3 separate regions of the Mus musculus genome follow, and regions 1 and 2 are each linked to region 3. Evidence: chromatin loops called from intact Hi-C (ENCODE). Cell type or tissue: left cerebral cortex. All regions are shown on one strand.

The links. Peaks named below come from ENCODE experiments on the same cell type or tissue, not always from the same donor. Only the 100,000 strongest peaks of a DNase experiment are listed, where the experiment ranks them.
Region 1: a loop joins it to region 3, with 6 times the contacts of the local background. A loop is called at or near these places in 21 of 42 quality-filtered maps.
Region 2: a loop joins it to region 3, with 6 times the contacts of the local background. A loop is called at or near these places in 16 of 42 quality-filtered maps.

What each region holds. Positions count from the first base shown.
Region 1 is chr1:178,685,167-178,693,166 of GRCm38, forward strand. All of the region lies in intron 3 of Kif26b (kinesin family member 26B), which reads left to right. Among named protein-coding and RNA genes, the nearest start is that of Gm24405, 52 kb to the left of the region's middle. In left cerebral cortex, a CTCF peak has its summit at 4,545 (motif pointing left); a DNase peak (open chromatin) is centred at 4,550.
Region 2 is chr1:179,228,529-179,236,528 of GRCm38, forward strand. All of the region lies in intron 5 of Smyd3 (SET and MYND domain containing 3), which reads right to left. Among named protein-coding and RNA genes, the nearest start is that of Gm31349, 96 kb to the right of the region's middle. In left cerebral cortex, CTCF peaks have their summits at 3,709 (motif pointing left) and 7,057 (motif pointing right); a DNase peak (open chromatin) is centred at 3,723.
Region 3 is chr1:178,527,140-178,535,139 of GRCm38, forward strand. Kif26b (kinesin family member 26B) reads left to right here and starts at 1,986. Exons shown (of 15, transcript NM_001161665.1): 1 at 1,986-2,486; 2 at 3,250-3,651. The coding sequence starts at 2,424. In left cerebral cortex, CTCF peaks have their summits at 143 (motif pointing right), 2,452, 3,620 and 3,819; DNase peaks (open chromatin) are centred at 225, 896, 1,586, 1,908 and 2 more places; H3K4me3 peaks cover 4,003 bases; H3K27ac peaks cover 2,467 bases.

The DNA of each region.
Region 1 (8,000 bases), 160 kb after region 3:
AGTGCCGGTTTGTTCCAGCGGCCTTAAGGAAGCATTTGGTAACTGACAACCTGATAAGGACAAGTGAGAGGAGGTTTGCAGATGTGAGAGATGATGAAGCATACGGGCTTTCCATCCCACACCAGCCACTACCTCACCCCCTGGGTCAGCAGCGCACCAGCAAGTGGGCTCATTTCATTTGGCTGCCTCCACAGAATAAGAGGCGGCTCATGCTGCCCCATTGCTTTCCAGTTGTCTCAAATTCCCCTATTGTTACAGAGTCATAGTAACAGGCGAGCCACAGTCGCTCTCCACTGGCATCCAGGGATGACCATTGTGTAAGTCTCTCAGAGTGTTGAAACTGCAGAAGCCATTCCAGGCTGGGGGTGGAGAGCCTTAGCTGGCACACAGGGGTGGGTGTTTCTCTTTTCTATCAGGCCTTTGGAACCAAAAGAACAGGGTCTCACAGGACTGCTTCAGAAAGGATTTCTCACCTTTTCTGGTATCTTGAGGATTAAATGTATTTGAAAGACCTTTGGGAATTGTAGACCCAAACATAAGTATTGGCTCACATCAGTTTTTATTAGTAAGTTGAAGACAGGCCCTGGAGATGTAAAATAGAGAAATGGACTGTTTGCTTCTTTCAAAGTGGAGTTTTCAACTTCTGACTACACACTAGAATCCCCTGGGAGGGGTTAAAAGAAATTCTCAAAGTCTAGGTCACACCCTGGTCCAACAAAATGAGAATGTCTGAGGATGAGACCCAGGCCCTGCTTTGAATTGTTGACAAGGCCTAGCCTCAAGGAATAATTCATCTGTCACTGGCCTCATAACTTCCTGATTGCACCAGTGAATTCCTGTAGGAAAGTAGCACACTGTGACAACATGCCTGAGGCAAGCACCTTAGAAGGGAGAAAGGGCTTAGGGGATTTCTCACAGTAAAACCATGAGGACGTGGGGTCTCTCCAGAAGGCACGCACTTTAGCTGTGCAGTGCTTGCCTATAATCTTGCTACAGTGAGATAGGAGCTAGAGACAGGCGATCCCTGGAAGTGTTCAGGGCAGCTAGCCTGGTGCATAGAGGGGCACACAAGAGACCCTGTCTCAAATAAGATGGGAAATGGAGTATGACACCCAGGTTGTCCTCTGACTTCCACATGTATGGTATGGCATGCACATGTCCATACTCAGATGTACATTTGTACACAGGTACACACACATGTACCACATGTGGAGTGAGTGAGAGAGAGAGAGAGAGAGAGAGAGAGAGAGAGAGAGAGAAGACAGAGACAGAGACAGAGACAGAGAAGAGGGAGGAGGGAGAGAGATTTTTAACGGAGAAAGTTTTATTTTGGCTTATGACTTCAGAGTCTTTGGCCCCTGGTTGCTCAAACTTTTGTGGTGTAGCAAGCTGCTTAGTTCATGATGGCAAGGGAGCAGAGAACAGAAGAGAAAGATGAGGAGGTCCCAAGGTCAATCATGTGCCATGACCACAGTGACTTCACTTCTCTCAGGGCTCCACCTCTTAAAGGCTCTGCCACAAATGACTTTGGGGGAAAGGCAGTGTATTAACTTCTTAGGGTTGTCATAACGAATAATCATCAACTAGGCTGCTTGGAATGCACAATGTCTATCTCTCTTTTCTGGGAACTTTGAGCCTAAGGCTACAGGGGAGCAGAAAGCTTTCCTTACCTCTTCTAGACCCTGTTGCTTCTGGGCCTGTGCTATAGCACCCCATCTCTGCCTGATTCCACACAGTTTGTCCCACCTTCTCTCTGTTGTAGGGAAAGACACAGATCACTGGATTTGGAGCCTTCCTCAGTCTAGTATGGTCTCTTCTCAACCTTAACTGACCATATCTGCAAAGACTCTATTTCTAAATAAGGATATATTCTGGGGTGTCACATGGACACAAATTTGGGGCAAATTCTATGTAATGATTGACAGAGAGGTAGACAAATGAAAAAGGAAGCTGGGGTGAGGAAGTGAAGTAGCCATGGGCTCTTTCCCAGCCAAGTACACCCAGCTGGGCTCCCACTCTGTGGGTAGTAGAGAAACAAAGGGAGCAAAGATTAAAAAAAGACAAAGCCAGGAGAGGCAGGGAGGTGACTTAGTCACACCCCCTTAGGAGCCCAGAGGACTCCAGAGCAGACAAAATGCAAAGCAGGCAGCCACTGGGGGAAGGGTCAGCAGGAACACACTGACCCTTCCCGCCTGGTGCAAGCCCCTTCCACTCATCTGTGCTCACACAGAATTTTACAGCCCACCTCGGGGAGAGGAGCTGACTAGTGGGTCTAAACTGACAATCATGGAAGGGGCCTGCTCTATCTCCACTGTCCTGGCAGACACTTTGAGTTAACTTGGTTAGAGCAACTTGTAGGATTTTTTTTTTCTTCTTTAAAAATATACCTAGATTCTAGAAAGAGGCTGGAGGAAATAATAAGGAAGGTGCCTTGTTTGCCTCAGCACCAAATGTGAGTGGGTGGGATGGGGTGGGCCAGTGGACAGAGGGTGTTTTGGCTTGTCTGCCCTGATCTTGGCTAAGCTAAGCTGGGTGCCAACAAAACTGAGCATTGTCACACCGTGGGGACTGTAGTTAGAGTGGAGACTGTGGATAAGCACACAGACGCTGTATCCCTTCCTCTTTCAGCCATCTTCTCCAGGATGTCTCCAGTGACAGAGCTTTCCCTTCTTTATAGAGTCAAGGTGTTTGTTGTCCACAGTGGGCTGGCTAAGTGAGAATAGCACAGCTGAGGTTTCTTTGAAGGTCTCCAAGGGGGCTAGGCATCACAGATCTTCTCTAAGTGTGAAGGATGAAAGGCTGGGGTCATACTAGACTTACCTCTCCCACACAGAAACACCCTCCCTGCCCTGCGGCCCTAACCTGCTATGGGGCCTCCATGGAGCCTTCTCACTGTGGAGAGTTTGCACTTTCTCCTGGGTAAAGTTGCAGTTGTTGTGGGGATGATATGAGATGAGGTCCCTTAATGTGGCTCTGGGTGTAGCACCCAGTAGTGTCCATGACACTTATTGAAGTTGGAAGGCCATCTTCCTTCAGGCAGGGTCACAATCTGAGCTGAATAGACCCAGTGTGGCCCTTTCAGTAAAGAACTCACGGTAGCTGAAGAAACAGTACCCAAACCATCAAGTCGGTATGGAAGCCATAGCCCTCTGCAAAGAAACTAGCTTTCCAAAGAGCACGTCACATTTCAAATGAGAATCTCATATTTTAAGTAGAAATGTTCTTCTTCTGCCATTGTTGGGCAAATTGATAAAATACTGACTGGAAGACTCCTTCTCTCATGTTTGGAGGTTTTTTTAAGGAGGAGGGGAAACATCATAAATTCCATGGAGTCATAGAGGAAGCAGATTTAAAATGATCCAAAAGAGTAAATGCCCTATTATTTTGGGGCCAATGTTGAAAGAGCCAGGCTTCAGATATGGTTTATGAATCTCATATTAAAATGCACTTAGAGAGAGAGTGTTTGAGCCCATCCTTCCTGGTTTCCTAATTAGTCACTGATTTTAGTATCTTTGCGTTCTCACTCACTTACAATTTAATAAAATATAAATTTTCTTCTTAACAGAACTCATAATGTAGAGTTTTCAATAAACTGGAGAACTTACAGTTTCCTTCCCAGAGAACTCACCCTGGACATCCTAATTAATATCCAATCGAGATGCTTCTGTGCTAACAGTCTTTAGCGTGACAAATTAGCCTGGTTCTGTCTTAGAAAGATATTTGTGAGGATTACTAATGAGTGTATTTCATATGCCTAAGTTCCTCCCGGGGAGTAATTTGGGTGTTCAGGAAGTATGTTAGACACCATTTTGGGGATTGTGGAGACTATTTAATGTCTTAACTATAGCACCCATGGCCTCAGAGAGTTAGCCCATCCTGTACATAGCTCAGGTGAGTGCCTGGGAAAAATGGAGACACTGGGGAAGGAGCAGGGAAACCTTATGAACAGCAGCCATGTCTGCACTGATGGCTGTGACCAGAACTTGTCTAGTGGCAGGACCAATCTAAGACAGCCTGGTAGCTTCCAGCATCGTGGCAGGGCTGGCTCCTACTGTGGATGCTGCAGAGAAGAACAGGATGGAAGGGAGGACCAGGCCCATCAGCTTGTTCATACACTATTGGTTACAGCAAATCACAGGAACCAGGCATGCCCTCGTGAGTTATAGGTAGCATGACCCAGACTCAGATGTGTTAACTGACCTGCCCAAGGTCACCTTGCTCGGGCTCAGACATGGCAGAGATGGACAGATGCAGGTCTCCTATAATCTTGTTTGCGTTTCTACCACTTTTATGAAAGAAGGAGGCCACTTCTGTAAGTTGACCACAAAGGAGACCCAAGCCACCCGAAGCACACACTATTGTACGATTTCTTTGGGATGCTTCTCTATGCAACTAGAAGGTTTTCCTTGTGTTGCTCTGCACAAAAGTATGGACATAAATGCTTCGTGTTGATGTTCTTCATTGCAAGGTGGAGAGGCTGGTGGGGCTGAAGGGTGAGGCAGACCTGGGCCCAAAAAATTCAGAGAGGCCTCGTAAGCAATGCTGCCATCTAGTGAGGCGAACATTAGCTTACCTAAGAGGTGGACTTAGTAGAATTGGGTGAAAATGTTTTAATTTCCCAAGGAGAGTGTGAGGAAACAAAACTCTTTCATCATCAATTGGGAGACCAGGGTTTGACAGGGTGGCATATGTTTAAATTGACTTTTCCAACAAAAGTCTTTTGGGGAAAGACTTTGTTGTTGCAGTCTTCTGGGGGAGGCAGATCTGCTTAACACAGTATTCTGGCTTGTTTATCTATGAGCTGAGCAATATTTGCTATGCACAGGGGAATGATATACTCTGGACTCCCCAAACCTTTTCCAGCAAATATTTAACTGAGACCCTGTCTAGAAATAGGAAGGGGAGTGGAGAGGATGCTGATATTGAAGGCTCATGTCAGAGGGATCCTGCTTTCAAACTCCATCACCACACATTGGAGTGGGTGGTGAGGGGGAAGAGGGAGAGGAAGACACATTTCTATATTATTTCATAATGATGTAAGTTTCATGTTAGGAATCAGCTTGATCCAGAGTCTCTGGTTTTGTTTGGCTGAAAGCATTGGGAAGCCTCGTGCAGAATCATTCTTATTTAGCTGCCTAGCCCTTGGCCTTGGTTTTCCTCTCATTTCTGGCTTTGTCTTGAAGCATGCAACCATCATAGCTGTAAGAGCTACTGGTCTAGGATTCCCTTCCCTCACCACTACTGATATCTCTGAAGGTAAGTCAATGATATGTAAAATAGCTCTCTATGAAAATCAGTTAATTTTCTTATTTATTAGGAACTTATATGAAAGATTTGTCGTTGCCCCCCCTCCCCCCAAAAAAAGGAAGCCAAGCAGTCTCCTTACTCAAACACTGCTAATCCTTTTGCTTCTACAAAGCAGCTGTAAAGTAAATGGGAAACGAGCCAGCATAGCATTGAGGGCTAACTGGTATAGAGTCAATAAATATTTCCTAAGGAATGTAAGTTTCTAGTATAATCCCCTTGTAAACATTATAGACAGGTTGTGCTTGACCCCAAGACCAGGAAGAAAATCTGGAGCAAGGGTTCAAGGAGACAGAGATAAGAGCAGATCTGTAAACATGGGCTGTCATCATGAGAATGGGGTGTTGGGAACTGGAAAAGATGCAGAGAAGAAGCCGGAACACATAAAAATAGCAAATCATCGACTTTCCCTTTAGTACTACATGTAAGGCTCCTGGTAGCTAAGTGATGTGAAGTGGCAGGCAGGTAGCTATGACTCGGTGGGTTCAGGGGAGCATGGCACTTGAGTAGACACTGAGAGGGAAGAACCAATTGTGGATTTAGGAGGGCAATAGTCACAGAGGCTTATGGGTATTGCAGATGTTTAAGAAGAAGTCAGAGACCTTGAGGATTGATCATGGGAGGGACAAGGAGGAGAGAGATGAGAACAAGACCCCCCAGGCTCATTTCTGCTGAGTGTTGAAAAGACTCTGAGCCATTCACAAATTTAGGGAGGACAGAAGGCCCAGACCAGTGGGCAAAGCTCATGTGTAGACATGTGAGCTCTTGTTTATTCTGGGACCCTTGGTCTGGAGACAGATGTGTCTGAGGGTCTAGTTAGGGGTGAGGAAGGACACAGGGGAGCCTAGGCATGCAAGAGAAAGTTGTAAAGATGGTTCTGGAATTCAGGTATCCCTAGGTGGGTAAGAAAGGTCACAGAGAACTCTGGAAAGCATGTCTTCTGGATCTGATTGTTATCTGCACTGTGTGGTCAGTCGCCTCACACCAGTACCCACCCCTAAGAAGTAGTGTTGGTATTCTCTGACCACACCATATAGGCTTGCACATCCATCTATCCATTCAGCCAGCATTCATTGGGTCAGTTATAGTAGGAACACAAAGTGTTGTCTTCAGATAGTGGGGGTAGGCGAACACTGCTTCAAGCGGGTCTTAGTGTGGGAAATCAGTGCTGGAAGAGGGAAGTTCTGAGTTTCGTGTGTGTGTGTGTGTGTGTGTGTGTGTGTGTGTGTGTGTGTGTGTGTTTGCGTTCATACCAGTGTCCTTTCAGGAATGGCGGAGTTATTTCTTGCTCCTAGTGGTAGGCAGAAACCGTAACCTAGACTCTGCCTGATTGCAGCTTGTGGGATCAGGAATCCCTGCTGCCCAGCTCAGTTGCTCCTGTGAAGAACTCTGACCCCTGATGGGATGGTTTATGCTGGCCTCCCCTTACCTCCACCCCACACTTGCTGTGTCAGCAGTAAACACAGCAAAGGTCATAGTGTCCTACTGACCTGGCTCCAGGATCCCCCTGCATTGTCTTCCTGGAAATGAGCTCCTTCTTAAAGCTTATGTATTGATAAGCTAGGCATTGAACAACTGGGGCAGCTAACTGTGGTAAGCTCACTTGTTACTTACTCTGTCAGCCTCTGATGCTGGGAGAAGAAAAATGGGTCTTTCTGATACTCAAATTCCTTTAGTGTTTCAGACTCACAAAATACCAGGTGTTGGCATCTGGGAGACACAGAGATAAGTCAGACTGAGACCCTGTCTTCAGGAGTCTTGGCTCACGAGGTTCTCTGGTGTGGGACCAGTGTCAATGGACGAGCATAGTTACAATGTCATAGAGCCCGGCGTGAATTCCACTGAACAATCTGGAAAATGGGCTTTAGTACTGGTTATCTACCTGCTATGTTTTAGGTGACTTTGTGGATACAAGAAGTAATCCTGAAAGAAATCATCACTGTAGTCTTGAAACTACAGTCTCCAGTCAAGGCTCTAGTCCACCTTTAAAGCTGTGTTCTGCCTCCCTTATCTGTATGCAATTGGATGACTGGGGATTTGGCAGGAGAGGCAAGCATCCAGGGGAAGGTTTACACCTTCTCTCTTGCCCCTCTCCCATCTCTGACAGTCTACACTGAGCATGCCCAGAGTGCTTGGCTTACCCACCAACTCCTAATATGATTTCAGTTTGGAGGGCTATGTGCCCTTCCCCCAGCCTTGAGTAGGCTAGCCCACCTAGGGTGGAGTCTTCCAACCTAGGTGAAGTCTATTATCCTGCCACACCTTCAGCTTCCTGCATGAAGCCACTACCTGCTGAGCAGCTGAGCTTGTCTTCCTGACAAGATCCTGGCAAAGTGATGAGATCCTGGCAAAGAGGGGAATGGGTTTCCCCCTTTATAGTCAGACCTTAGAATTAAGACATTGAGCCTTGATCAGAGAACTTTGTCTTGGCTCGTTATTTCTCTCGCCATCCTTCCCACTCCCAGCTTTCCTTTCAGGAACCTAGTAACCTGTGGCCGCTGGTGGCTACAGGTGGCACCTAATGTGGGGTCTGAATACAGAAAGACCAACTGTGGGACACTGTTGGTGGAGATCCACAGAAAACAGAAGATGGTATCCTGAACGGTGGTAAACAACACACAGCATTAATGTTAGTGCTATAACTTTCATCTTTTGAAGGCTGTTAATTGCAAGGCTGCAAAAAGGATACAGGATAG
Region 2 (8,000 bases), 700 kb after region 3:
GTGTCATACTTGACTTTCAGGAAGGGATTGTAGAAAACAAACATATGTGCTCACAGATGACTACCCTGGGCAGGGGATGTGGCTCAGTTGGCAGAGAGCTTGCCCTGTGTGCAGAGTGCCCTGGGTTGGATCTCCAGCACTGCATAAAACGGCACAGTGGTGAACACCTGCCATCCCAGCAGTCACAGAGCAGAAGCTCAAGGGCATCCTCCGCTATATCGAGCTTGAGCCCAGCCTGGGCTACATGAGACCTTGTTTCAAACAAACCAACCTATATCAGCCCATCCTCCTCCTGCCTGTACTGCTGGGATCTGAACTGACTCTGCATTAACATCAGGTGGTCATCTTTTCTCCTGTTGCATCTTCTTGGGAGGCACAGAAGCAAGGGCAGTAGCCAGGCAGCTCTGTGGTGGCATTTCTTGCTGAGGTTCCTAGAGGGGATGTGCCAACTTATAACACTAACATAGCTGTTATCAGGATGAGGGAAATATCCTTAGAGAAGCTCTGACAGAAAGGCATTAAGAAATCATGCAGAGGTGCTTTAGTCCCTAGCCAGGATGTGCAGTGAGACGTGGATTTACCTTCCACATGAAACAACCCCAAACTGATGTTTCTCAAGACATTGAACAAGGACAGTGGTCACTGGGAAACAGGCAGTGCAGACCTCCAGCTGGCACACTGTGAGCTTTCCCAGAGCACTCGGCAGGGAGGAGCAAGCCAGGTGGAGATAGATGGAGTGTCTGAAATAAGGAGATGAAGCTAAAAGTTCAGGGACCAAGAAGGCAAGAAGAACTCACAGGTCAGAACACCAGAGAGGAACCTACTCTTTGCTGAGTTGGCATCTGAGCCTGCTGAAGGTTGGTTACAGTTAACTAAAGGGACCCCCCCCAAAGAAAAACAAGGCCCTAAACTGAGCTTCAAGTCTAGCTGTTTGGAGATTGCAGAAGGAAAGCTGCTGACCCCCACCCCAGAGACCTGGTGGTGATAAAAAGTCAGCAGACCTCACAGTTTCAAACTAATAGCCTGTCTCAAGAAAATAGCTAATTCCTCCAGGCAGCCCCCAAGGAATGCCCCAACCCACTTCCTGTCTGTAGAAGGCATGGCAGGCCTCACTGACAAGACCCATTCTGCATAAACTTCAGAAAACAGCAAGTGGGGAGCACCCCCACCCTCCCCGAGGTAACTGAAGCCTGCCTGAGCCTAGAGACTGGTGATGCAGATGATGACAGCCAATCAGGAACTGCCGCTTGGAGGACATGCTTGTTTGGAACCAAGGGGACAAGGTAGTGGGTATAAAGGGTGCTCCCAGAGAAATAATAAACTCACTGCCTCATCCTTGCAAGCTCCCTGAGTCTGAGCCTTTGATTCCGTGCCACCTCACCCCCAACCCCCAACCCCTATCCTTAGCTACAAAAACCCCGGCTTGAAGGATACACTCTGCTTTCTCTTGAACTCTAGTCATTGTGTGCCTGGTTTCTGTGGCCCAAACACAGTGCAGCCAGAACTTGGGACCTTGCCACCTCTCTGTCATGAAATAAAACTGCTCTAGATGCTGATGCCATCTAAATCCTCATTTTTTTCATTTCTTCCTACAAACCTACCTCTACTATATTCTTAGTAACATCACCAGGAACTTTCCAAGACCCTATTTCCTGACCCCATAACCCAGAGATAGAAACCTTAAGACTCATGAGGAAATACATAGCAGATCAAGACAACCTTTCCTCAGTCAGTTATGTAACCTAAACTGAGGACCAAACTGACCAAACTAACAAATCCCAAAGCCATCCAGAGACAGCAAGTCCCAGGTTTGATTCCCAGCTGCCACGTGGCAGCTCACAACTGTGTGAAATTCTGAGTTCCAGGGTGTCTTAGGGTTTTATTGTTGTGATGAGACATCCTGGCTAAAGCAACTCTTAAAAAGAAAAGCATTTAACTGGGGCTGGCTTACAGTTCAAAGGTTGAGTCCATTGTCATCATGGTGGGAAGTGCAGTGGCATGCAGGCTGAAGAGGCACACACGCATGATGCTGGAGAGGTAGTTGAGCATACTAAATCAGGACTGGCAGTCAGAAGGAAGAAAGAGATGCTGGGCCTGGGTTGAGAATTTGAAACTTCAAAGCCCACCTCCAGTGACTCATTTCCTCCATACCTACTCCAACAAAGCCACACCTCCTAATAGTGTCACTCCCTGTGATCGAGCATTCAAACACAGGAGTCTATGGGGGCCGTTCCTATTCAAACTAAAAAACAGGTTATATGATAGCCTCATCTGGCCTCTGCAGGCACCAAGCACACATGTGGTGCACAGACATACACATAGCGGAACATCATACAGTTAAAACAATAAAATAGATTTGTGAAGGAGAAGATGGAGGGGAAGAGGAGAAGAAGGAAGATGACAAAGACGATGATAACCAATACATTAATGCAATCAAAGAGATCGGTGGTGTCCTTGTCTACTCCCTCATTTCATAGGAAAGTTATCCCAAAACATGGACAGAGCTGAGACCTGAGGCCACTGATAGACAGCAAAGGTGACTGATTTTCTGTATTGTTTTGGGCTGAGGAGGGGTACAGAGAGGTGACAGGTGGGATCATGAATACTGTAGGTAGAAACAAGCTAGAAGCCCAGGTCCTGAGGGGGTCATGGCTGTCACATAAGCACACACACTCATTTTCCACGCTAAGCCATCAGGCCATGCCACATGCCCTTCCCCTTGGACAATGACACTTCTCACTTTGAAAGCAGCATTGAGACCAGTTACTTCATTCATAGCTTATCTATAAAGTGGGGCCGTAAGGACAAGCCACCAATAGATTAAATTTATCACAATATAAAATGTCACAGTGGGCTCCTCGCTTTCCTTATGGAGGACTACCAATAACTTGACCCCATGAGTCACAGTGGAGCAAGGGCTACCTGCTAGGACTACTCACTGTCCTTAACCTTAAAACCAGAAAATACTAAAATATCAGAAAGAAGCCCTGGGGTATGCAGCTGTCCTAGACCAGAGATAAAAAAAGATAGAATATTAATGAGAAGCCAGCCAGAGTTCACGTACAGTGTGTGAGCATAAACCATCCTCCTCAGATAAACATGACTTCAATTACGTCACATTTTAAAGGTCAAGGGCCTAAAGCCACCCAATCAGCCAGCTTAGACACTAATTCTATCATCAAAAGAACAGGGTTGTAAAAACAATATTTTAAAAACAAAGCCAGTGCCAAACCAAAATTAAGTCAAATGGCATTAACGTTCCTTTGTCTTAGCAAGAAATGAAACAGCTTTCCTTAGGGACCCTTTAATTCCAGCGGGCAAATGCGTTGCGATAAGCCATCAAAACACATGGGAGTGCATGCTTTTTATACAAGCACATGGAATGCCAGGAGAAAGCCAAGACCCATCAGGGTTATTTACCTGCAACAAATAATCCATTGCATTTGACTGTCACATCTGTGAACATCAAAATCCCCTAGTATTAGTCCTCTTGGCAACATCAGTATGGGGGGGGGGGGCCTGGCGGGAAGAAATCTGGGTTGTGTTACTTTAAACTTTTCTCTAATCACTTGGTGTTGAAAAAAATAAAAGGTGCTAATTTCAATTTTCATTTCCTATCAGTATACACTGCACAAGAGCTTGCATTGGAGGGAAGCAAATAAGGAAGTGGGTTTTCTAATCAGTCTCTCTGCCGCCCTCTTCTGTTTAACGGGAGTATAGCAGGCAGGCTCACCCACAGTCAGAAACCTCTCCAAGCCTGGCTGAACAGAAGGCCAGATCCAGCCTGGCAGCTCAGCTTGATAATTTCATTCTCTCAAGGAGCTGTTCATTTTGTGACTGAAATGCATTCGCGCACAATCTGAACTGTGAGGCCCATGTCAGGCTGTGCGAGGCAAAGCTCCAGTCCCTTCCTTGACACTGGAGAGAACGGGCATGGCTGTGTCCACTCAGGAGTGACAGTAATGAGAAACACTGTAAAGACTTGCTGCTGAGAGACAGTTCCCACTTGTCACGGAAGTGTGAGGCCCTGGGTTCCCTCCCAGGAGGCCGGGATGGAGGAACTGTGGGAGATTGGTGGGAGGAGGGAAGGGCCCTTTTGTCCTGTATGCAGCCAGCAACTTCCTGATTTTTTCCCCCACTGAGAACATGAATAATTGTGTGTGTGTGTGTGTGTGTGTGTGTGTGTGTGTGTGTGTGTTTTAAGTCTTTATATCCCCCAAACAATGGCATGACATCTTTTCTCCCCTTTAGTGAGATGTCTGCTCATTCTCCTAGAGGGCTTCTCTCATCTAAGAAGCTAAACATTTCGATACCGAGATTTCTAGTGCATTCCCAGATGACGAGTACCAACAACCTTAACCCAAACATACATCTTCCAAATGAAAGGGATTGTCAGGGATGAAATGCAGCATATGTACAGGTGTGTGTATGCGGGGGGGGGGGGGGCAGTCACTTGCCTGCCACAGGGCGACCTGAATGAGCTGCCCTGCAGCCATGGCTGTCCCTCTCAGGAGTGGTAGTGAGGAGAGACAGTGGGAAGAGAGTTATGCTGGGAGGCAATGACTCAGAAGAGCTTGCCTAGTGTGTGTGAGGCCCGAGGTCCATCCCCAGCACCAACACAACACAGCAGAACAATGGGGCCTTGACTTCTGTGTCTATTTCCTGCCCCAGCCTTCAGCCTGAGAAATACTTACAAGCCTGTATTTGACGACACTCCCCGGCAATACGGAATGCTGGTTGCTCTCCTTTATTCTCCCTTCTTCCTTCACCTCAATGTTTTGAATCTTAGACATTTGCTAAATAGAAATATTGTGTGAAGCTTGGGGGAATTTGCTTAAAACACACACTGTAAGTACCCTCTAAGGCTCTTTACTTCCCGGTTTTCCTCACTAAGATGAAATGGCTATTGCTCCATGGAGCCCTAAGTGCCATACAGGAACGCAGAGACAAAATTCACATGCAAGTATAGCCAAGACAAAAGCCAACTCACCCTGCGGAATCTCTGAGAATCTGCAGACACCACCCACCACTCCCACTGCTGGTCCCAGAAACGCTGCAAAGCAAACAATTGCTGACACTGGCAAGGGCTCTCTCTCTACCTGAGCTGTACCCAGCCCCTGGTTCCCCAGGCTGACCTCCAAGTCAACGTCTTCTTCCCTCAGCCTCGGGATTGTGGGGGTTACAGGCATGGCCACCATGACCAGATCTCTGAGGACTTCTTTGTTTTTTGAGATTATAATATAATTATATTATATCTCCACATCCCTTTTCTCCCTCCAGACTCTCTCACCACCTCTCCTTGCTCTTTTTCAAATCCATGGCCTCTTTTTCATTAATTGTTGTTCATGTGTGTACATCATGTTCGTATGTGTGTGGGTACATACATATGTATTCATAAATATCCAAGGACAACCTGCTCTGTCTGTACAATGTTACTTGTATTTCTCAGGGCTAGTCATTCTGGATAACCATATGGAAGACTACTTCTTCCATTCTCTGAACCACAATGAGCTGTGCGGCACAAAAACCCCAAGGGTACAGAAGTGGCACACATACCCTGGCACTAACCAAAAGATCTTTGATTGCACTTAAGACCAACAAGGGGCAAATCATGGCTGGTACCAGGAATCTAGCCAACTATCCAGAGCTAGGGAAGTCACGGATTTTTGGAGTATCTACAACCATCATAATACTGTAAGCCAGCACAGCCCCTAGCTACCTTCTGAGAATTTTTAAAAGATCTAACCAGTCCTGCAATGTTTCTCTTGGCTTCTCCCCCCCCCCAATTTTTATTAGATATTTTCTTCATTTACATTTCAAATGCTATCCCGAAAGTCCCCTATACCCTCCTCCGCCTTGCTCCCCTATCCACCCACTCCCACTTCTTGGCCCTGGCATTCCCCTGTACTGGAGCATATAAAGTTTGCAAGACCAAGGAGCCTCTCTTCCCAATGATGGCCGACTAGGCCATCTTCTGCTACATATGCAGCTAGAGACACGAGCTCTGGGGGTACTGGTTAGTTCATATCGTTGTTCCACCTATAGGGTTACAGACCCCTTTCTCTTGGCTACTTGTGTATAAGAGTAGAAACTCTTATATGTGTGCCGCTGCAGTTGAGACTTTCTCTTGCAGAGAGTAAGTTGTGACTTGTGAGGAGCAGGTGTGGCGGCAGTCCCAAGAAGGCGCCAGGGACTGCAGCTAAGTCTTATGACTTGCACCTGACTTCCTCATACACCTGAAAATAAGCCACAACCATCATGAGAGCTGCGCAGGTGCACCAGGATACTGGCGAATCCATTTTGGTGGAGACATGCCCCTGCTGCCCTGATTAGCTGAAGCTGCATGCCTGGTGAGGTGACGTGGCTTGCCGTGAGTAGAGAGAGAGAAAAAGTTGAAGCGAGAGAGATGAAGACGGAAGTTTACTGAATAAACTGCTGCTAGAAGGACTGGTGGTCGTGTCGTTCTTGCTGGTCGAGAGCGGACGCGACAGTGACTGTCACACCCACACACATCCATCACCCATCAGAAATTCAAGTTGCCTTTTAGGCCCACTTTCTGCCACGTGCTACAGGACTGTCTTGGTTACTGTTCTATTGCCTTGAAAAGACGCCATAGCCAAGGTATCTTATGAAGGAAAGCATTTAACTGGAGATTTCCTTGAACTTTCAGAGAGTGGGAGCATGACAACAGGCAGGCAGGCAGGCATGGCGCTGGAGCAAGAACTGAGAGCTTACATCTCCACAAGTTAGAAGCAGAGAGGGTGAGACTGGTCTGGCTTGGTGGGCTTTTGAAATGGCACTGCCTACCCCAAGTAACACACCTTCCCATCTTCTAAAAAGGCCACACCTCCTAGACTTCCTCAAAATAGTTGCAGCAGATGGGGACCTAGCATTCAAATACATGAGCCTAAGGAGTGATTCTCATCAAACCACCTCAGAGTTCCTTTTAAGTATCTATTCTCTGTGTAAGGAAAATACTTTCTCTTCTTAAAAAAAAAATAATTAGAGATTTACTTATTTATTCTACATATGAGTGCTCCATCTGCATATACAGCTACACACCAGAAGAGGGCATCGGGATCACACTATAGATGGTCATGAACCACCATGTGGGTACTGGGAATTGAACTCAAGACCTCTGGAACAGCAGTTAGTACTCTTAACTGCTGAGCCATCTCTTCAGCCCCCAATACGTCTGATCTTAATTACTACTAAGTTCACGGCTGAGAACCCTATCACAAAAGATGGAATAGCCAGAGGAGAAGCGTGCACATTTGCTTAACGTGAACTTTACATAGTGTTGGAGCCGTTAGAAATAAAGATCCTGATCAACCTCCAGAAGTAAAGGGAGCGAGTTCATTTCCACTCAGGCCTATGGAAGTAAGAGTGCACAGAGGGGCTGAGGTGCACTGATGACGAGCTAAGGCAGAGTTAACAAGGCCTTTTTATAAAGGCCCACCTCCCCATCTCCAAGGATACACGGATAAGGATGCTTCTCTCCAGCAGGTGAAAGGAGGCATCCCTGGAAGGCAGGCTTTACAGCATGCTTCAGGGAAGAAGGGTGAGACACTGAAGGCATACTTCCTGCTTCTGCTGTCTGCTCAAACACTAAGACCACCCCCAAGCTCCGTCACCTATGACGCTCCAAATGTTCATATATCAGAGTCTACTGGCTGACTCCAAGCTTGAGATGAACCCACTACCTCCCTCCTACTTCCCAAGCCCCAGCCCTGGACTCCGGGCTCCTTTCTGTGCATTATCTTTGTAGCCCTGTCTTCCTCAGCCTTGCTAGTCTCTCTCCTTCCACAACAACCACTCAGGGCTCTACACATGGGTCCTTTGCCCAACTGTACGCGTGCCTGCCTTTTATAAAATAGTGGTGTCTCGGGTGTCAGGAGTATGGGGATTTCCTCTCTGCACCCTTTGTACTTGACACAGTTCCTGATTCCTAATGACCTTGCTTAGATGGTCATTAGTTTGATTTATAAATACTGCATCAC
Region 3 (8,000 bases):
TATATACATATATAGATATATTCGTGTATGTATTTATTTATAGAAACTCATGGAATTTTACACTTAAATTTTATGCATTTCACTGTATGTAGATTTTACATCAACTCTCTTGAGGAGCCGCCATCTATAAAATTTCACCAACAGAGGGCGCTCCGAGCCCATCAAACGCCGGGGACCGAAGATATTTTGAGATGCACATCAGATCTCAGGGCTCATCATTCTTCAGGACGAATCGTGCAGCTCCGCAATGGCTCTCCCTTCGACACCCCACCTTTCCCACTTCGGGCTTCACGGGCTCGTCCATTTCACCTGGCCACATGCTGCTTTGAGGCTGATAAGCCGCGCGTAGCTAATGGCGACGATATTTTCCGCGGCACCTAGGCAGAATACAGATGCGGCTGCAGTTGGGCTGCCTGGAGGCTACCAGTCCCCCTAAGGTCTTCGGCAGATATGATCGCGTTGAAATTGGAAGTAGGAACGTAATGGAAACTTCCACAGTGTTCTCAACATCTTCATTTTGACCTTCTCGCCTCGCTTTAGAGGCTATGAAATATCCGGGGTGCACCAGCTGCAGAGGGCGCTGGGCGGGGATGGCGATGCCCGGGAGGCGCCGAAGGTTCACACAGGAAGACAGGAGGGGGGGGCGTTGCCCCGGGTTCTAGCACCCCAATTGTTGTATTCTGCCCCCTCCTTTCTCTTGCATATGTTGAAGGAAGACAGCGACTAGGGAAGCCCGAAATGTCCTCCTGCCCCCGCCTAGCCCCAGGCCAGGTCTTTCCGGGGTACCCAGATGCCATTACACCACACGTGATCTCCGCGCCCGGCTGGTCCCGCAGGAGGCGTCTCGTGGGGTGTTAATTAAAGGTCACAACAAAATAGACCTGCCGGCTCACCAGAAGAAATGTCCTCCCGGGAAATGAAAAATGACACCCCGGAGCAGCCACGTGTGGAGCCCGGCGTACGCCGGCTTCCTGCGCTCCTGGGCGCTGCGCCGGGCGGGGGACGGGAATCAGACAGCGGGCGACAGCTGGGTGCTCTGGAGATCCCACAGGTCCGGGTGCTGGCAGGCAACCGTGCAAAGGGGCAAGGGGACGATCCCAGTCCCCGAGGTCGATCAGCTCGCGCCACACCCCCTCTCCAGGCCCGCGCAGTCCTTCCGCGCGCGTTCGGCGCGACCAATCCCTCAGTTTCCCCAGCCTGGCAGCTACAGGCTGGGTCTCGGGCTCACCTGTGCAGGTCTCGGGAGGTTTTCCCTTCATTAACAGGGGCTTGGGCCCGTGGGCGGGCGCGGGAAGGGGGGCTCAAGGCTCCCGGTGCTCAAATCGGGGTCCAGGGGAGGAGGGTCCCCTGGCCCGCTGGGGCTAGGAGGGCGAATCAAGACAAGGTTTGCCAGGCAGGTCTGGGAGAACAAAGGGCGGGGGGGTTGGTCCCGGCCTGTTTGCGGACTTGTTTGTGACTCAATCCGTTTGCACGGCTTTTCAAAGGCAGACCTGCACGCCTTGCCAGGAAGAGACCAGCTCTCGGGGAGGGGGGCGGGGAGGCCTGGGTGCTGCGTTTCAGCGCAGCTCGGCCGACTCCGAGCTACAGGCTCGCGCGCTGGATAGCACCGGAGCCCGGGGCTGTGGGCCCCTCGCCAGCAACTTCCCCGCCCGGAGCCAGATTTACGACCCCACCCCCGCCCCGGCTGCGCCTGGCGATGCCAGGCCCAAGCGCCGCGCCGTAAATGGATCGCGGCAGGCGAGGCGGCGGCGGCGGCCCGGCGGGCTCCGAGGCGGCGGGGCTGAGGTTCCCTAGGCTCCGCGCTGCTCCCGGACGGACACACGCGTCCTGACCGCGGGCTGCTCTCCGGCCGCGTACAGCCGCCCTCTCCTTGCCCTGCGCGCAACTGTCAGGAGAAAACGGGACGGCGCATATTGGCTCGGCGACACGCCGTGGCTCCTCCCCGAGTCTGGATCCTTATATTTTGGGAGAATTTCTTTGAACTCAGTTAGCGAGCTCGGGGAAGGAGGCAAGTTCCCACCGCCGGCTCGGCTCGGCGAGGGCTCGCCCACCTTCCCTGCAGCCTCCCTGCGTCCTCGCCGCCGTCCTCCTCCGTTTCGGCCCCGCTAGAGGAGAACGCGCGCTGGCCGGGTGGAGGAAAATGCTAGCGATCTGGATGTGACCGCGAAGAGAGGACGCGTGGCTGGAGGAGGCAGAGAGATGAGAAGACCCATTATTTGAGAACCACCAGCCGTTCCAACCTTTCCTGCAAATTGGTGCTATTACTTCTGGGGTCCATTTGCTTTCATTCTTCCCAACCCCCCATTAAGAAATCTTGACTTGAGGACCAACCCCTACCACGAGGGGGGACGCGTCTGGGTTGGCAGACCTTTTGGATGTAGCCTTGTGGGAACATTTAGACCCTTTCCTCTGGAAGAGCCACCATGAATTCGGTAGCCGGAAATAAAGAGAGGCTTGCGGTCTCCACCAGGGGCAAGAAATACGGGGTAAGTTGTGGCGGTGTCCACGAGGAGATGCGTTTCCAGGGACTCATCTGAGTGGGTGTCCTCTGCTTCCCGGGAGCCGGCGGCGGATGCAGGGTCCCCAGCTCTCGGGTGCACCGGCGTCCCCACGGCCGGCGGGGTCGTGCGTGCATGGAGGCGGGTCTGCAGCTCGCCTGGCTACGGGAATGTCTTCAGCCCTTGGTTCCTCCCTTTCCTCACACCCTTAACTTTTGCAGTATTTCGGGACTTGCAGACAGAGTTAAGCCGAGGGGGAGCATTTCCCAGGAATTCCTCTGCTCTTCCCTCGGATCGCTGCCCTGGAGCGGGGAGCCCGTTTGCTTTACCTGCAGGACCTGGGGTGGGGGCTGTTCCCCGAATGAGTAAACATCCAGAAGTCACAGTCACCCACCCTGCGATAGGGTGTTCTAGGACTGTGTACCTAGGCCCTTGCTGGGGTGGGTACCGGGTTTGAAAGAGTAGGGCGCTGGATTTCTGGGTGTTCTCGCAGAAGCTGCAGGATATCCACACCCCGCAAGCTCTTGTGCTGACCCCAGGAGGAATGGAGGGGGACCTGCGTGCGGGTCACTCTGGCGAGGGTGGGTGGGACAGGACTTCCTTAAGGATTGGTCACTTGAAGGATGGAGATAGATGGAGGGCAGGTTTGCATCAGTGCGGGCAGGACGGCGACCCCCCCCCCCCACCAGCCCTCCGCCGCACGGGGGACTGATGGCTCTACAGGGCCTGACGCCGCGCGTCTCTCCGGCAGGTGAACGAAATGTGCTCGCCCACCAAGCCCTCAGCGCCCTGCTCTCCTGAGAGCTGGTACCGCAAGGCTTACGAGGAGTCGCGCGCCGGCAGCCGGCCCACCCCGGAGGGAGCAGGCTCTGCGCTGGGCTCATCGGGCACCCCGTCCCCGGGCTCGGGCACCTCGTCCCCGAGCTCCTTCACCGGCTCTCCGGGACCTGCATCTCCGGGCATTGGTACCAGCTCGCCCGGCTCTCTGGGCGGCTCACCCGGCTTCGGCACCGGCTCCCCTGGCTCGGGCAGCGGCGGCGGCTCCTCCCCCGGCTCCGACCGCGGCGTCTGGTGCGAGAACTGTAACGCCCGCTTGGTGGAGCTGAAGAGGCAGGCTCTCAAGCTGCTGCTGCCGGGACCCCTCCCGGGAAAGGTGAGCTACTGCGGGGTGCTCTGCGGGAAGATGCGCCCCACCTTAGGATGCTGCCTCGAGGCGCCCGGGTGTAAGGCCCCTAGCTGAGCACCCGGCTTCGCGGCGCCAGGGGATGCCCCCAGTGGGTTAGCCATACAGGTTCTCCCTACCCTGTCTGCAGCAGCATGCCAAAGGGGGCACTAACAGCCAGCTGCTGCGAGTTCCAGGTTCCAATGGCTTATTTGTGGCTCTACCTTCCCTGCATCACAGAAACATATTTTCCAAAGCCAGCATTTCTCTCTTAACACTCCATGTGTCTAAGTGAGGAAGATTAAGAGGTGGCCCGCTGTAAGAGCTGAGCTACATCCTGACCTGCTCCTGGGCTTATTTAATAAGCACATTGGTTCCTCCATAGCAACCCCGTCTGCGTGGTTTGACCGGCCTGGAGCCCCCAGAGCGGAACACAATGCAGTTGTATTTGCACAGTTGGGTCCAAGTACTATCACATGATAATATTTACTCATCCACTTCAAAGAGTTTTTATCAGTGGTTCGAGAAAAACATCAAGAAAACCGCATTACTGGGGGGGAGGTTGCTGACACTGCTCAATGACATTTTCTGGTTTATTTTTTTGTGACTTTTGAAATGAAATATTGTGATTCCGAATAGCAGGGCTTAGGAGTAGCCACATCTGCTTGCCTCTTCTGCTTATCCATGCACACACATGGATGTTTTGTATACCAGGCTTCAATTACACAGACAGCCATAGACTGCTGTAAAATTTAAAACGGGAAAAGTCGCTCCCGGGAGAATTGGTTTTATAAATCTAGAACTTAATCTCGAGAATAATTAACTCTGGGTTATTGTCAATTTGGCATTTTTGTCGTTCCTTCATTAATCTTCCAGGACACCGCAAGAGTAAATCTCAGGGCCAGGATCCTCTCTCAGCCTTACACTGTCTTGATTTAACACCTTTCCCCAAACACAGACCTAGTTTCTTTTTTTCCATTAATATTACTTGATTTCCCACCCCGTTCAAAGTACAGCCCCTGAGACGGCAGGTCCTCTTGGACGCTATCCTTCTCTGAGGAGAGCTTATCTTCTGATGAATCCACAGTCCATCATGTATCCTCGTCTGTGTCAAGTGTTGCAAAGAAGGGACTGTGGAATGGGGTGAGAGAGGCTTGATGGATACACATTTGAGAGATCCTGATGCTTGAGATGTGACAGTGGCTGATATTTGTAATCCTAATAAGTCACAGGCCACCAAAATTATCTTAGAACATTGAAGTCACATGCTCATAGGGGTTCTTCGTGTTGTTGTTTGCTCCTCTGGTGCAAGAGTAAAGAAGCACCAACTCGTATCTTCAAGAAGGGAAGGGGTGCGGGAACACAGACAGGAAGAAACAAAGGTTGAAGCTTAGCTGCATGCGCATGCCTGGTGATTTATGGGGTCATGCGAGAGACGGGGGCCTTTGTTTTTGTTAAAGCCACCTGGAAAATTCATTTCACACTGCTTAGAGGGCAGTGCCATAAATGTTCAGATTTTATTTATTGGATGAAATTAAAGTGATGTGAAACTGATCATATTGTAGAGGGGGCAATGGCTCCAGATGCAGCCAAGTCCTGGACAGGCCAAGTCTCAGTGCTTGCTCTATGATCCAGGGGCATTGAGAGGAGAGCTGTGAGTCTGGGGACGGTCACTGATCTATACACATTAGAACATCATACACAGTTGCCAGAGTTGCAGGGTTTAGCCAGGAACAAGGATGCTTTGGGCTAGCTCATTGATAGCGAGTGAGCTATGGAGCCTTAATATGAACCACCTACTGATTGTCTTTGGGAAGGGTAACTTTGGGGATTGTGTAAATGGTAGTCGCTGTCACCTTCTAATTAGATACAATTTCTATAACATCTTTAATGTTTGCAGCATTGTAATCAAACAAATGCCACGTTGTCTGGTGCCCTCTGCGTGGTGGGTCCTGTCCAATGGAGACAAGGCATTTCTTCTCAGTGCTAGCTTTATGAGCAAACTGTAAGTGCTGATTTATGAGCGGAACCTCTGTAGCCTGCAGGCCCTGAAAGAGTTAAGTTTCAGTAGAATAAGGGATGTCATTGTGACCCCAACGTGTAATTCGCTCCGGAGAACAAGAGTCTGGGAAGATAAAGACATGTTTTTGAGGGATAATTAGCAAAAGTCATTTTCATAATTCACTTAAGATGCTTAACCATATTTGGGGAATATTTTCACAAATAGAGTATTAAATCGTATTAGGTAGTATGAAAAACCTTCTGCATAGTCATTCAGAAGTCAGAGGCAGAAGAGCAGGCCCTGAAATTCGTTACTTAAGAATGGGTTTGGCTTTTTTTTTTCCGACCGATTTATTTTGCAATCTTAGTGAGTCAGTTTCACATTTTAATACAATGTGTTTTTAAAAATTAATTCTTTAGAATCTCATCCCGTTCTTAACGTTCCCATCAACACAGCAATGGAAAACCAATGGTTCAGATGGTTGGAGTGTCTGTCACAAGGCGAGGTTCAAAAAGTGCTTCTTTTCTTCCGAGAGAGAGATGAAATTGACATTTATCTAGTAGACAATATCCCGGGGGTTTAAGGTTTATAGAATCAGGATGTTGTAATGCCCACGGTCACGTTCTAATCTGATGAGTTCACTTCTTCATCCCTCTGCTGTCAGATGATTTCCCTCAACATGCTCTATTGCTGGTAGCAAGCTCTAGAGAGTTGCCCTCCATTTATTTTGGGGACAGCTGGATGAGGTGGGGTGATGAAGTGTTAGACAGCCTCTGGAGGGGCATCTGGATGTCCCCTCAGATTGAAGACTGCCTTTGGTGTTCCAAGAGTTGCTCTGAGTCTCAGCATGCCCGAGAGTGTATGGCGTCTGGAAGACTGGGCTCTGGGCTTCCGGGTAGACCAGTTAGTTCTATGACACTGGAGGATAGGGCTTCATGTTAGGCCATTATGAGACTTGGATGTAGCTGGGTAACCGGGTAAAGGATGATAATGTTGACAGAAGCAAGAAGAGAGAAAGATGGTGATAGTAGTAACTTGAGTTTCCTAGAGAGGGCATCAAAAGAAGAGGCAGATTGAGCTATAAACCTGATTGTTGCAGGTTATCTCAAAACCCAGAAAGTGAAACCTCTGCTCTGAATTCACCCTCTCAGGAGCAACTGAACTGGGCAAGGAGCTGTGCCATCCTGGTGTCGGCCGTAAACTCTTCTGATTGACTTTTACTGCCTCAGTAAGAAAGTGCTTGCCAGTTTATAACCTTTCTTTTTTAGCGTTGGTTAAGTGGAAGTGCTCAGATAAAACAGAAGAGTGGGGCTGTGGAAAAGTGCTGGGTCTTTAGGTGAGGGTTGTCCTTTTCCCACTGTCATGTTTCACTGTGTAAATATAAAACACTTCCTGCATCGTGGTGAGCACGCCTTTCCCGTTTTTATAGACAGTCAAGGCAGGGAGCCAGAAAGAGCAGCCAAGGAACGAACCTCTCCGTTTTTTGAGCTAACCTAGATCATTCTGATAGCTGTGACAGAACCTTTGAATTGACTGTGGAAAGCCCACGGCACATCAGCCTGAGGAAATTCCCTGGAGAAAGCAGGAATGTTCCAGGTTGGGCAAAGGTTATCTGACATCTGCCCATTTCCATACTCACAAAAGAAAATCTCTTATGTAAGAGAAAGGTCCAGAACTACGGTCCTATCTGACTTTTTTTCTCCTCAGTCACATATTCTGACTCCATCTATGCCCCAGAAATATCAGCAAGATTAGCCAGATATCCTGAGAAGGGTGACCCAGGAATAACAGGGATGAAAGAGAAGAATGTCTGCCGGGTTAAAAACACCAAACGTGAGCTCTAAATAGCCAGAGCCCAAGGAAGTCTAGACTTTGGGAGATATAAATAAATATTTCTGTATTTTGCCAGTTCCAAAAGAGGCAGGAATATGAAAAATAACCCCATTTAAAAGTAACCTCCTAAAGCCATTGTAGTATTCTGTATAGATAAACTAGACTTTACATTTGAAATATTTACTAATATTTCTAACAAAGGAATTCCAGACAAATTTCCCTTACTCTAAGAACACTTCTTTATAAAGCACTTTCAGAATCCTTTTCATTTTGAAAGTATTTAAAAAAACATTTCCTTACTGGGGGCAGGGGGCAGGGGGACTGGAAGCATGGCTCCGTGTTTAAGAGTACTGGGTGCTCTTCCAGAGGACAGGGGTTCAATTTCCAGCTCACAGCTGTCTATAACTCCATTTCCGGGGGGGGTGCTCCAGCACTCTTCGGGGCTCTGGAGGCACAAGAGGTGCACAGGCATATGTGCAAACTTTCCCCTCATTTTCAAATGCAT